Linked DNA regions of Homo sapiens: regions 2, 3 and 4 are each linked to region 1. A link is a contact called in ENCODE Hi-C or POLR2A ChIA-PET data. All regions are on one chromosome and are shown on one strand. Each heading gives the region's core, a stretch centred on a gene start or an enhancer-like site at or near the end of the contact. The rest is flanking DNA. Distances are from core to core; before and after follow the strand shown. Region 1 holds the start of TBC1D19 (TBC1 domain family member 19). Region 2 has its middle 21 kb from the start of STIM2-AS1. Region 3 overlaps RBPJ (recombination signal binding protein for immunoglobulin kappa J region). Region 4 has its middle 38 kb from the start of CCKAR.

The links. Hi-C counts contacts between places; a loop is a spot of excess contacts on that map. ChIA-PET counts read pairs that join two places held with the same protein, here RNA polymerase II (POLR2A). Pooled maps may share reads with other maps.
Region 2: a map of spleen shows a loop between it and region 1 (7-fold over the local background). The contact joins the enhancer-like site here to the promoter of TBC1D19 in region 1. A Hi-C loop is called at or near these places in 18 of 168 maps with a recorded cell type or tissue (CD4-positive, alpha-beta T cell, CD4-positive, alpha-beta memory T cell, CD8-positive, alpha-beta T cell and 13 more), 17 of 37 single-sample maps with no recorded cell type and 22 of 50 pooled maps. POLR2A ChIA-PET finds 5 or more read pairs at or near these places in 14 of 52 experiments (CD4-positive, alpha-beta T cell, CD4-positive, alpha-beta memory T cell, CD8-positive, alpha-beta T cell and 9 more).
Region 3: a loop to region 1 is called in a map of CD8-positive, alpha-beta T cell, with 4 times the contacts of the local background. The contact joins the enhancer-like site here to the promoter of TBC1D19 in region 1. A Hi-C loop is called at or near these places in 10 of 168 maps with a recorded cell type or tissue (CD4-positive, alpha-beta T cell, CD8-positive, alpha-beta T cell, OCI-LY7 and 6 more), 4 of 37 single-sample maps with no recorded cell type and 19 of 50 pooled maps. POLR2A ChIA-PET finds 5 or more read pairs at or near these places in 3 of 52 experiments (CD4-positive, alpha-beta T cell, activated CD4-positive, alpha-beta memory T cell and naive thymus-derived CD4-positive, alpha-beta T cell).
Region 4: a loop to region 1 is called in a map of HCT116, with 3 times the contacts of the local background. The contact joins the enhancer-like site here to the promoter of TBC1D19 in region 1. A Hi-C loop is called at or near these places in 12 of 168 maps with a recorded cell type or tissue (CD4-positive, alpha-beta T cell, Caco-2, HCT116 and 8 more), 2 of 37 single-sample maps with no recorded cell type and 20 of 50 pooled maps. POLR2A ChIA-PET finds 5 or more read pairs at or near these places in 5 of 52 experiments (CD4-positive, alpha-beta T cell, CD8-positive, alpha-beta T cell, HCT116 and 2 more).

The regions. Positions count from the first base shown.
Region 1 is chr4:26,582,509-26,585,613 of GRCh38, reverse strand. It overlaps TBC1D19 (TBC1 domain family member 19), which reads right to left and starts at 1,530. Exons shown (of 21, transcript NM_018317.4): 1 at 1,322-1,530. The coding sequence starts at 1,420. RefSeq lists an enhancer at 1,213-1,302.
Region 2 is chr4:26,838,106-26,841,210 of GRCh38, reverse strand. It overlaps a transcript of TBC1D19 not described here. Among named protein-coding and RNA genes, the nearest start is that of STIM2-AS1, 21 kb to the left of the region's middle. Within about 2 kb of position 1,495, at least 3 of the 41 ENCODE cell types and tissues checked have a DNase peak (open chromatin) inside an H3K27ac peak, as active enhancers do; they include OCI-LY7, where a contact is called at or near this core.
Region 3 is chr4:26,329,989-26,333,093 of GRCh38, reverse strand. The region is part of intron 1 of RBPJ (recombination signal binding protein for immunoglobulin kappa J region); the gene reads right to left. Among named protein-coding and RNA genes, the nearest start is that of RBPJ, 11 kb to the right of the region's middle. RefSeq lists an enhancer at 1,853-2,147. Within about 2 kb of position 1,518, at least 3 of the 41 ENCODE cell types and tissues checked have a DNase peak (open chromatin) inside an H3K27ac peak, as active enhancers do; they include dorsolateral prefrontal cortex, where a contact is called at or near this core.
Region 4 is chr4:26,451,237-26,454,341 of GRCh38, reverse strand. No RefSeq gene overlaps it. Among named protein-coding and RNA genes, the nearest start is that of CCKAR, 38 kb to the left of the region's middle. RefSeq lists an enhancer at 933-1,471. Within about 2 kb of position 1,546, at least 4 of the 41 ENCODE cell types and tissues checked have a DNase peak (open chromatin) inside an H3K27ac peak, as active enhancers do.

The DNA.
Region 1 (3,105 bases), core at 281-2,780:
AGACTCCGTCTCAAAAAAAAAAGATAATCCACAGACTGGGAGAAAATATTTGCAAGACGCACATCTGATAAAGACTTACATCATATAGAAAGAATCCTTACAACTCAACAATAAGAAGACAACACTATTTTTTTTTTAATGGGCAGAAGATTTGAAGACTACCTCACCAAAAAAGATATAAGCACATAAGAAAATGCTTAATATCATTAGTCATTAGGGAAATGCAATAAAAGCTACAATAAGATACTATTACACTTCTACTAGAGAAGTATAATTAATTAATAAAAATAAATAAAAGACTGGCAGCATCAAGCGCTATCAAGGACGCAAAACAATTGGAACTCTCAGAATTGCTTGTGGGAATGGAAAATGATACAGCCACTTTGGAAAAGTGTGACAGTTTCTCATAGAATGAAACATTACACTTACCATACAAGTCAGCAATTCCAATCCTAGGTATTTATCCAAGAAAAAAAGAAACAAATATCCAAGCAAAATCGTATACTAGAATGTATATATCAGCTTTACTTATAATCTCTAAAACCAGAAAGCAACCCAATGCCCTTCACACAATGATGAATAAACAAGCCATTGTACATTCAAACACTGAAATATTACTCAGCAATAAAAAGGAACAGAACTACTGAAATATCAACAAAATGGATGAATCTCAAAAGCACTGTGTTAATGCCAGAAAGCAGGCACAAAATGTACAAACTGTATGATTTCATTTATATGAGTCACAAAAAGGCAAGGATCTCAATCAATCTGTGCATCCTCAGTGCCTAGCATGTTATAAAATATCCAATAAATGCTAGGTGGTGGACGGATAGACGAGGAATAATTGCAGGGAGGGTAAACTGCAAGAAAGTGATACATTGACGAGAAAGCAGAAAGGTACTTGGGGGCCCAAGTCCACCCACAGGACGGAAAAAGTGAGGGAAGGCATGGTCCAAGCTACCTTCAGTGAGTCCAGCAGCTTAAAAAATTAGACCCTGTAAATGACTACAGGAATAGATAAATGAGTAAGCGTTTCTCTGGTCTGAAAAAAAGGTGTGATGCGCCCCACCCTTCTTTAAAAATCTATTAACCACGCCTGGGGCTGAGGCAGCACAGCTTGCACCGGACAGGGAGGTGGGGTTTTTTTGTTTTGTTTTGTTTTTGTTTTTGTTTTTGTTTTTGTTTTTGTCTGTTTGTTTTTTGAGCACCAGAGCGGAGCTGGAGAGGTCAGAGGCGAGCTCTGGCTTGGGTGAGGAGGGTGAAGAAGAGACATCGCCGCGGCCCCGCCCGTCTGCATCCCTTCCCACTCGGCCTCACTTACCCAGGCCTGCCGTTCCAGCTGAGAGTACAAATTGGAGCCCTTGAGCTTTTGGACTATCTGGGCAATAATGAGAGAGAGGTCCGACTCCTCCTGCAACATTTCCCCTGCCCTAGCCCGCCAAGCCGCGGGGACAGGCCGCCGGCGCGGAGCGAACGGGCTACCGGGTCCCACTCAGGGCCAGTGACACTTCTCCGGGACCTTATTACACTGGGACTCCTCCAGCGGGCGTTACCAGGCAACTGCCGAGCCTTGTGTCCGTCCCTCTCTGGTCCCCTCAGCGCCTGAAGGCCACAGCATCTGCGTTCCGCCGGCGGAAAAAGACCGGGGCGGGGAGGACGCTTTTCACACCGTTGTTCCTGCCTTGTCTATGGTTGAAAGGCAAGAAAGCTCATTCTTTCAGAGCCACAGCGCCTCTGATGCACAAGGGGGACACGGAGAATTGTGCGTTTTACTATATAAAGGATCATTCTCTTCCACCTCTCAATTTCTGCAGAAACAGGACTGTGGCACGCAATGATACTGCGAATTACAACCACGAATTGTTAGGCTCTGACACTACCTGCGTAAACGTGTTACAGTTTCCGCCTCTGTAAAATAACACCCAGTTTGCAGGATGTTGTGATGATTAGCTGAGGTAAAAATCGTGAAGGTGCCTAGCACTGTACCATAGCACTCCATTTTACTTCATTTTCTCTCGTTTCTATTCTCTAGAGTCTTATACCAGGAATAAGTAGACAATCTCGTCTCATCTAACAACTACAAATTAACCAACAGGCATTATTTGTAGGTTTTCTGCAAAGCATTAGCAATTCAAGGATGAATAAGACATTGTCCAAGTCTTCCAGGAATTTACCGTCTAGATTCATCCTCTTCCGTATATTCATTCATTCAAGCATTTATTCATAATTCATTCAGCTTTCAACTTATTGAACATTTACATAAAAGGAACTGTGTGGGCACAAAGGTTTAATAAAATATGGTTCTTGCCTTCAAGGAAATGCACAAAAGATTTTTAGCAGAACTAAAAGTAACTGACTTAAATTATTGAATGACATCCCCAAAGGCCAACGGCACCTCCCTTCCCCCCCCAAAAAAGGCCTAGTGAAAAATACATTAGAATAACCTCACAAAAATAATCAAAATTGAGTTCAAATGTGTATATGCATATTTTAAGCAAAGCAGAAGTAGGATTTTAAGAAAACAAACCAAGATTGCTGCAAAAGCTACTCTAGACTAACTAGAAACAAAGAGATCTCATTCAATCAAATGTAGATTCTAATTCAATAGGACTCTGGTGAGAACTGGTAAACCGCATTTCTGACAAGTCCAAGAAATTATGATGCCGATGGTCCAAAGACTACATTCTGAATAGCAAAGGACTAAAGCAGGAAATAATATGAATTCAAAGGGACTGGACCCGGGCCTCTATGCACAGCACTCTGACATTTATAACACCACCATCCAGAATACTGGGATGATAAGTACAAATTCTAAATAATTTGGTAAAGTTGGTTTATCAAACCAAGTTTAGAAAGAGGCAGCCAGGAAAGAAACAAAGCACTTAAAGGCAATTAATGACAGACTCTCTAAAGTGCAGTTTCTCTACAAAACATTCTCTCACAACTCAGAATTTCTCAAAGCTGCAGATAAGTAGATATTGTCAACTCTTTATAGTCCTTCCATCTCAACTGTCCACCCATCCATGAATTCCCACCACAAACCTCACTTTGAACAGAGAGAAAGAAGAGGCAGAGAGAGGAGAGAGAGCACTACCATAACAGTCC
Region 2 (3,105 bases), core at 246-2,745, 260 kb before region 1:
TATTTTTGGTTTCTCCATGTTGGCCAGGGTGGGCTCAAACTCCTGACCTCAGGTGATCCGCCCACCTTAGCCTCCAAAAGTGCTGGGATTACAGGCATGAGCCACTGTATCCAGCCTCATGCACTCAGGCTAGGGTGAGGACAGCCACTGTTGCCAGGCCTTGACTAGAGATGCAGGTGCAAGGACCCCAACCCTTCTTACACCTGCACTCAGCTTCCTGCCAGGGTGGAGGATAATGGCAGTCTTGGGGGGAAGGGTTAGAGGAGGAGAGTGGCAGGACCTGGGTCGGGGAAGGTTGAAGGAACAGGTGGCCAAGAACTCTTCTCAGGCTGAGAAGTGAGAAGAAGGGCAGTGAGAAGGACAGCGCTTGAGCTGAAATGCTAAGTCCCTGGCACATGCTCGTTATCCCATCGTATTTCACTCACAAAACATAAATTCAGAGATAACGTAAGAATTTCAAGATAGCAGCTGCAGAGCACTAACCCATGAGCATGGAGCCCTTCTGAATGTGGGGCTCAGGGCAACTGCACTGACTGCAAGCCCAGGAAGCTAGCCCTGGGTCTACAACATTTCCCACGAGGAGGAGAAAATAGAAGGGGACTAAGAAGGAACACAAGGAGCCTCAATATGATTGAGGTAGGTATGGGGGCCAGGGGAACAGCAGAAAAATGGGCAGAAACAAATAGGCAGAACCTATAAAGAACCAGGCCCAGAGGGCAAGAGAACCATAGACTCATCTACAGTACAGTCTTCTCCTCGGAGGTCTACAGTGATGTCTACTTTCCCTACAAGCATTAAACGAAAATTGAGCCAATAGTTAGAAATTAGAGGCTGGGTGCAGTGGCTCACACCTGTAATCCCAGGACTTTGGGAGGCCAAGGCAGGCAGATTGCCTGAGGTCAGGAGTTTGAGACCATCCTGGCCAACATGGTAAGACCTCGTCTCTACTAAAAATACAAAAATTGGCTGGGCATGATGGTGGGCACATGTAATCCCAGCTACTCAGGAGGCTGAGGCAGGAGAATCACTTGAACCCAGGAGGCGGAGGTTGCAGTGAGCTGAGGTCACACCACTGCACTCCAGCCTGGGCGACAGAGTATAACTCAGTCAAAAAGAAAGAAAGAAAGAGAGGAAGAGAGAAAGAGAAAGAAAGAAGAATTATAAACATTCTCATAAAAACCAAGTTTTCTTTAAAAAAAAAAATCAAAATATTTATCAATGCGGTGTCCACATTCCTCCATGACCAAAATCAACCAGAGACAGCAGCAGCTGCTACCTTAGAAGGGACACATGCCCACAGTTGGACAGGCTTCCTGTGACTCACCCTACGCAATACCAAACCCAGCTTCACCTGTGTAGACTGCAGCCAGCCTATGGGCATGTGAGTTTGGAGCCTCGGGTCTGCATTGCATGTGCAATGCCGCAGAAGGTCAACCAGGAGGAGACCTAAAAATAGGTCATTGGATCTGGCAAGGAGGAAAGCATTGGTGATCTTAATGAGAACAATCTGAATGGAGTTTTGGGATGGAAGCCAGATGGCAGTGGGCGGATAAGTGAATGGGAGGTGATGAAGTTGAGCCAGCAAGGGTAGAGACTAATTTTTTCAGCATTTTTTTTTTGACAGAAAGGGCGGGGGGGTGATGGAAAAGGAGATTGAACCCACCCTGCTATCCCTATGCCTCCCTCATGCTCCTTCCCACACATCTTCTTTAACTAAATAAAGAAGGAAAGTAACATGAAATGAAGCAAGAGCTCTGTTTGAAATTTTACACATTAGAAAAAAATCGATTCAAGACCAGAAGTGGAAATTAACTAGGCTTTTACTATGTCCTATTATAAGTATCATACTCAGAGATCTCAATCATAAGTATTTATTACTGTTGGAATTGGTGGTTAGAAAAATAAAGTTAGGCTGCTTGAGACTAATTCATAGGTTTTAATTTTTTAAAGCCGCTTTAAAATTTTTATCCTATGACGACATCGTTTTTATGGCAAGTTTAAGGAAAAAAAAACCCTTTTTGTTTATATTGTGGAAAGAAAGCAGAGTTGCACAGTTTAGGAGCTATTCTGAAAACCCAGGAAACTATTTGACAGCCCTATGCATGTTTCAAAATAGCAGGTAAACTACTTAAATCCTAAGATGTTGTATAGAATAAGCAACATTCCTCCATTCGATTGTTGAATAAACGAATCTTAAAATAAATGATGACATCTGTTTCCACCTACTGCACTGTTGTTTGGATGTTTCGTGGGCTTGTTTGTTCATATAGAATGTAATTTGGAAGGCTGATATTTTATTATGAACATATTTAGGTTGGGGTTTAACAGGCTCTGCATTTTATGAAGGATCTAACTTGGTCAAATATTCCCTATCCCAAAAGTGGAACTTACCAGAATTATCAGGCCATAAGGCCTCTTGCTTGGTGCTACTGGAAATGCTCTTTGATTTGTTAACAGATTCTGAAAGGCGATTTAGATCAGGTTTTGGAATCCTTGCGAAGTAATCAGATTTTAACTTTGACTTCCTCCAGTCTGACAAAGTACAGGAAGTCTGCTCCCTCCCGCTGTGGCCTACTCTCACCAACTGTTTTGAATGTGTTCTGCAGACTTCACCAGGGGTTCAGGAGATATGGAGCTTTTAACATATATACTGTGTTGGTGTGATTTTATGACTTCTAGTGGATGTCAAGTATGTAAGAACACAAGCGATGCTTTTTTTTTAAAGGGAGAAAATTGTATAATTCTTTTATTCCCGTTTTTCATGAAGTCATATATGTCAGCCAGCCTTTGCTTAATAAACTGCTAGATGTCTTTAATAAAAAACTTTGAGCTGGTGTCTACAACTTTAAGTACCAACCTTTGACACTAATAAATACTTTCAGCCTCTACAGTAAGCTGATACTGGTCACACAGACTGTGTCTCTCTGAAATCCAAACTTGCAAGTCAGTGAGCCAGCTTCGTATACATACGTCCAACAACTGGCCCATTCTACACTCAGATGCAGGTGGTATCGGAAGTTGCATGGGTGAGTAGGCTGAGGGTATGAGGAGGGAAGGACTTGGTGGCAAACAGAGGAAATGGATGGGAAAGGGGCCAAGAGAATG
Region 3 (3,105 bases), core at 269-2,768, 250 kb after region 1:
AAAAAAATCCACATATAAGTGGACCCACTCAGTTCAAATCTGTGTTGTTCAAGGGTCAAAGGTACTCCCAATTGTTAACAGTGATTATTTCCTGGTATAAGACTATAGTGGCTCACTTTACACAATATACTTAAGTAACTTTTGAGGCCAGGCATGGTGGCTCATGCTGGTAATCCCAGTGCTTTGGGAGGCCAAAGTGGGAGGATCACCAGAGACCAGCAGTTTGAAACCAGCCTGGGCATCACAGTGAGAGACTCCGTCTCTACAAAAAATACAAAAATTAGCCAAGACTGGTGGCGAGTGTCTGTAGCCCTAGCTACCTGGGAGGCTGACATGGAAGGATTGAGTCCAGGAGTTTCAGGCTTCAGTGGGATATGATGGCACCACTGCACTCCAGTCTGGGTAGCAAAGCGAGACCCTGTCTCAAGAAGTAAATAAATAACTTCTGAATTTCTTATAACAAACATTACTTTTCCAACAAGAAAAATAATCAAGATGATTATTTTATACAGATGTGAAATCAATTAATTTCTAAGAAAAATTTCCATATCAAGATGGTCATTTCCCTGAAATAACTATGAAAACAAGCTAAAAATTAAATAAATGCCTTTTAAATTACATTAGAATTTAAACAAAAATGTATATGGTAGCTTAGGTGGACAGCTGATTTATTTGTATTTAATTATTTAAGCAACTGACAATTTCCAGGACTTAGGGTACCTAAGAAACTGCTGTTTAAGTAAATGACATGTCAGTAAATCCTGTGTGCAAAGTGTACATATCACATTGAATACATGGGAGGAAGGCCAGGACAAAGAATGGCTTACTTACCAATAATTATGAAATAACCTCTGAAAGGTCTTTTTTTTTTTAACATTACAATAGTGACATGGCAACTCCCATTAATTAGTAATATCCATTTAATCAAATAATGACACTCATTATTATAAGCTGTAAGTAAATTACCATATACTATCACTTCTATCTTGGGAATGCTGAAATTAATTCACTTCCTTGACATGTGGATAAGCATGGATGACAGATACAACAGACTTAATGAATCCCATAGTCAAGAGAATAATATTGCCTTGGCATATACACTAGAAAAAATTCACTACACACATCATCATCATGTTCATAAACCAGATCATCTTTCAGTATAAAATTTCAAGTTGTAGCCTCTCTTCTCTGTATGACAGCCTTCTTTCTTTTCACTCTCCTCTGTCCTTCCATCTTCCCTTCCAGAGGCTGTGGAAACAGCCAGCTGCAATTTATTGCAGGTGGCATAACCAAGAAGCTAGAGAGAAAAGAGGCAGAGACTGGAGTAAGCCAGAGGTAACTGCGTCCAGCCAGTTCTCGAGTAGGAGCAACTGAAGCAGAGTGGATAAGGAGGTGTGCAGTGAGGAGGACAACTATGTTCCTGAAGAGGCCACCTGGTCAGTTAGAAATACAAGACAAAGATCATAAGCAGCACCAAAAACAGGAACACAGCAAACGAGGAAAGAGCAGGCAGGCTCCGAGCTGACCATTTAATGAAGCAACACTGGCCGCCGCACTCTACCCATCAAGGCTTGGGTGCTGAGGGATTTACAGTCTTGCTCTAAGTCTGCACATATGAGAAAAAGGGCTATTTTTTAAAAATGCATGTAACATTAAAAGGCAGCTGAGTGAGATAAATAGAAAGGTATGGGAAAAAAAAAAACATAACGTTGGGTACAGGGGTTCACACTTGTAATCCCAGCACTTTGGAAGGCTGAGGCCGGCAGATCCCTTAAGCCCAGAAGTTTAAGATCAGCCTGGGCAACATGGAAAACTCCGTCTCTACAAAACCCAGCTAGGCATGGTGGCGTGCACCTAGTCCCAACTACTCAGGAAGCTCAAGTGGGATGATTACGAGCTCGGGAGATTGAGGCTGCAGTGAGCCATGACAGCACCACTGCATTCTAGCCTACGTGACAGCAAACCCTGTTTCAAAAACAAAAGACTAACACAGGCCTTCCCCTCCCCCTAAAACAAACCAGGAACTAGCTCAGTCACTGAATGTGTCTCAGCCATTATCTAACCTGTCTGTGTAAATGAATGGGTACTTTTAGAATATATGATTAGTAAGGTCTTCTCTGGCTCTAAAATTTCCTGAATCTAATGGATTTAATAATATATATCACACGTGTCACACAGGATGTAGTTACCTTTCTATGTTATGTAAGTTACCATTAGATGGTATGTTACTTCTCAATAGGAAGAGTACAATACAAATAAGAGCACACAGAATCATAGCCTAGCATCAGTACACACCACGCTTCATCATCGTTCATCAAATCCTCTGAGAAACAAATCCTCACAATATCTTCCTTTAAAGCAATTTACGCAGTCATAACAACAAAAAACAATGCCTAAAATCAAACCATCATGCCTCACTTTAAGCACATTGAGAGATGGGGAAATGTGCTTTGTTCACTTGTGAATTTCATTGAGCTTCCATTCTGCTTCTTTCTACAGGACATATTCTAAAGGCATTACACTTTTCTAATTTTCAACAGTCTAAATGAGTTTTCTATATGATATGTGTTTCATATTCCACTTCAAAAAATATAGGTACAGAAAAGGCAAAAAAGTGAATATAATCCGGGGGTCAGTTTCTACGTGGGTTTCTAGGTAGAAAAACCTATCTATGCTGAATGTCAGCTTTATCAAGACCAAGAGCCACCTAGTGGCAAGTGTTATATATTACCAAATCTGCTCAAGCCATATTCATCCAGCAAATAACATTCTGGCAGATGGTAGGTGCTCCACAATTGTGCAAGGTAAGTAAAATAATTGCTCCTTTTCTTATGAAGCTCACTGACAGATTAAACAATCAATTACAGATAAATTTATATAATTGCAGAACAATGTTAAGTGTAACAGAAGTATGCAAAAATAAGCATCCAGCATTTATTAAAGACCTACAATAAGCACAACACTTTGTTAAAAAGGTTCTCTTGTATCTGTTCACCTTACTCAGAACTTTCCCTTTTCTGATTATTTTATCACCAGGTTTTAATTTCAGGTTTTTTCCTACCCTCCCTTCTGAAGGGGGTGTACCCCACTCCCATCTTACCCTTT
Region 4 (3,105 bases), core at 297-2,796, 130 kb after region 1:
AAGAAGTCCAGGGCTGTGCTCTCTCCAGAGGTCCTAGAGGGGATTTCAGTTTCCTGTCTCTTCCAGCTTCTGGTGGCTCCAGGGGCCCTTGGCTTGTGGCTGCACCACTCCAGTCTCTGCCTCTGTCGTCATATGGCCTTCTCCTCTTCTCCCCTTGTGGGCCTCTTACAAGGACACTTGTCATTGGATTTGGGGCCCACTCAGACAATCCAAGATGGCCTCATCTCAAAAGCCTTAATTACATCTGCAAAGACCCCTTTTCCAAAAAAGGTCACATTTACAGCTTCCAGGAATTAGCACGCAGATATAACTTTGGGAAGAGCCGTCACTCCACCCACCACACATGGATAAGCCACAGTTTGTTTATTCTTTTGCCAGTTGATGGGCATCTGGGTTATTTCCAGTTTGGGGACATTATAAATACAGCTGCTCTAAACATCCACTGTTCTTTGCAGGAACCCATATTTTCATTTCTCTTGGCTGTGGGATTAGGAAGCATTCCTTCACTCTGTAACATATAAGGAAGGTGCTGCAAAAAAATGGAAGTGCATTAGTTGGGTGTGGTGGCGCGTGCCTGTAATCCCAGCTACTTGGGAGGCTGAGGTACACGTATTGCTTGAACCAGGGAGGTGGAGCTTGCAGTGGGCCAAGATTGCACCACTGCACTCCAGCCTGGGCAACAGCGAGACTCTGTCTCAAAAAAAAAAAAAAAAAAAAAAAACAAAAGGAAGTGGCCCATCTCTCTCTGCCTATCCCAAGTGGCCTTGCCCTGGGGCTTTGGTTCCACAGCTCATAGCACACTTCTTCCCTACCCTGGCTGCAGGCATGTTCAGGTCCAGTCACCTGCCCTGCTGCCCCTGCTCCTGCCCACACACCCCTGCACATCCACAGTCCAGCACCGTCCGTTTACACAAATGGGCTTCTACAGAGGAGGAGCTGGAGCAGGGAATGGAGACAATCTCATTTCCTGGGCCTGCTTCCTCGTGTGCCAGGGTTCAGGCTCAGATGTGGCAGGTTCTCTTTGTCACAAGCCCTGACTCACGAGACCTCGGTGGCCTCGGGAAGCAACAGGTATAGGGGTATCATGCTGCTGTGTGGGCCTCTGGCAGCCCCCCTGTGACCACAGCCAGGCTGACCCAGACAGACTAATGGGAGATTTAAAAAAAAGTCAAGGCACACTGCTGAGATGCAATTTTATAATCAGCCTGTAACTTGATTATCTCAAAAATAAATGAACAATCAATACCGCTAATCTCAGCGTATTCCCCTGCTGAGACAGGAAACTTGAGCCTGGCTTGTGTTTGGCTACCCATGTCCCTCTTCTGGTTCAAAGGAGTCTTCTGTTTAATGTCAACATTTGCTTTTGTACCTTTTTATGTATTTTCATTACTTGCTTCTGCTTGTCCTTGCTTTGCGTGAGAAAAACCCAGTGCGGGGGCCCTTCTAGTCTAGCTGGTTCCGCATTTGTGAGATCCTGCACACCTGTGTGACCCTCAAACTCTGACTTGTCTCACGCTGATTAGGACACATCCAGGGGAGGAAGGAGTCAGTGAGCTTGTTTAGAAACATGGCTTGCTGATGGCCACACCTGTTCCCCAGGGAAAGCTGCCTCCTAATGGGCAGGTGAGAAGGCTGGTGAGGGGAGGAGGGGCAATAAGCCCTGATGCATCCTCCATTCCGGTTCCATTATTGACTCAGGGCTCTTTAAATTCTACGTCCTTGACTTTCTGGCTCCATCACCAGCAGTAACTCAGCCTGTCTGTGCTGTGTATCGTGGAAGGCTCCACTTCATCCTTTTCCCCCCAGGATTCATTCCCTCTACTAAAAATCCCCCTCGTTAGCCTTCTGTGGCTTGAAATGCCTCGGTGTTTTGCAGGGATTCAAATTCCTAGCACAATCTCCCTTGAGCAGAGCGTCTGTTTCTACAGCAAAGGCAGAGAGATCTATCTTAACTTCCTCCCAGCTCAACTTTTATATTCTCGGCTACCCCAGGAGCTTCCTGAATTTTATGCAGCTTAATTCATGATGATAAACATGGGTTCTGGGAGGCTGAGAACAGGGAGCATTCACCCTTCTTACTAGAGAATACAGATGGCTGCTCAGACATGGGTGAAGGCCCCTCACCTCCTCCACCAAGGGATAAGTCTCAGTAGGGTGAAAATTCAGCCACCTTCCTTCCCATGTGCAGGTCTGCCTTCCACCCCAAAACACAGCTGAGTTTCCACATTGCCCAGATCAAACCTAGAATTAGCTGAGGGTCAACTTCATGCCAGGCACTTTTCATATTCAGTTTTTTTATGTTTATCAGCAACCTCAATAAGGCAGATAACATTACCCCATTTTACAGGAGGAAACTTAAGGTTAGAGAAATATAATAAAGTGAGCTGTCCAAAAACCACAGAGCTGGGAGTGAGGAAGCTTGAATCTGATAAAGTTCAAAGATATGTGCCTCTCAGGTTCATGTTCCTTTCCCATACCATGCTCCAACGGCCCCTACAATTCCCCAGCTCTCACATCATTGACATCGTCCCCTTAGTCACATCATTTAGCTTCTCTGTGCCTCAGTTTCCTCATCTATGAAATGGGTATAAGAAGTCCTGCTCTCCGGAGTTGCTGTAAGTTTTAGAAATGCAATCAGGCAGGTAAAGTATTTAGCACACTTTCTGGCACCTTAGGTGTTTAGCAAGTAGTGATGATGATTATTTTCTAGTAGCAGCATTGAAGCTTTTGATAGCAGTCATAGATCATAGAAACTTCCAGCCAGAAGTCACCTTTGAGCCCATCTATCACAATCTTCCCCTTTACAGAAGAAACAGAGGCCAGAGTGTCTAGCTGACCTTCCTAAGCTCAGAAGGTGAGGGGCTGAAATGCAGGCCTGACTTGGGAAAAATAAAACAAACAAAAAAACTGTTTACGCCTGTCCCCTGAGCTGCCTAGCTGTATTCTGGGTCGTTTGGTCTTTTTTTCTTTTTTTTTTTTTCTTTTGGTGTATGGGCTGGTGGGCTGGGAGGTGAGTGCAGGAAGATACAAATCACAATTGAAAAAAAAGTGGCAAAGGAAAGGTAGTTACAGGCTAACACCCCTAGACTGCTGGTTCTCAAAGTG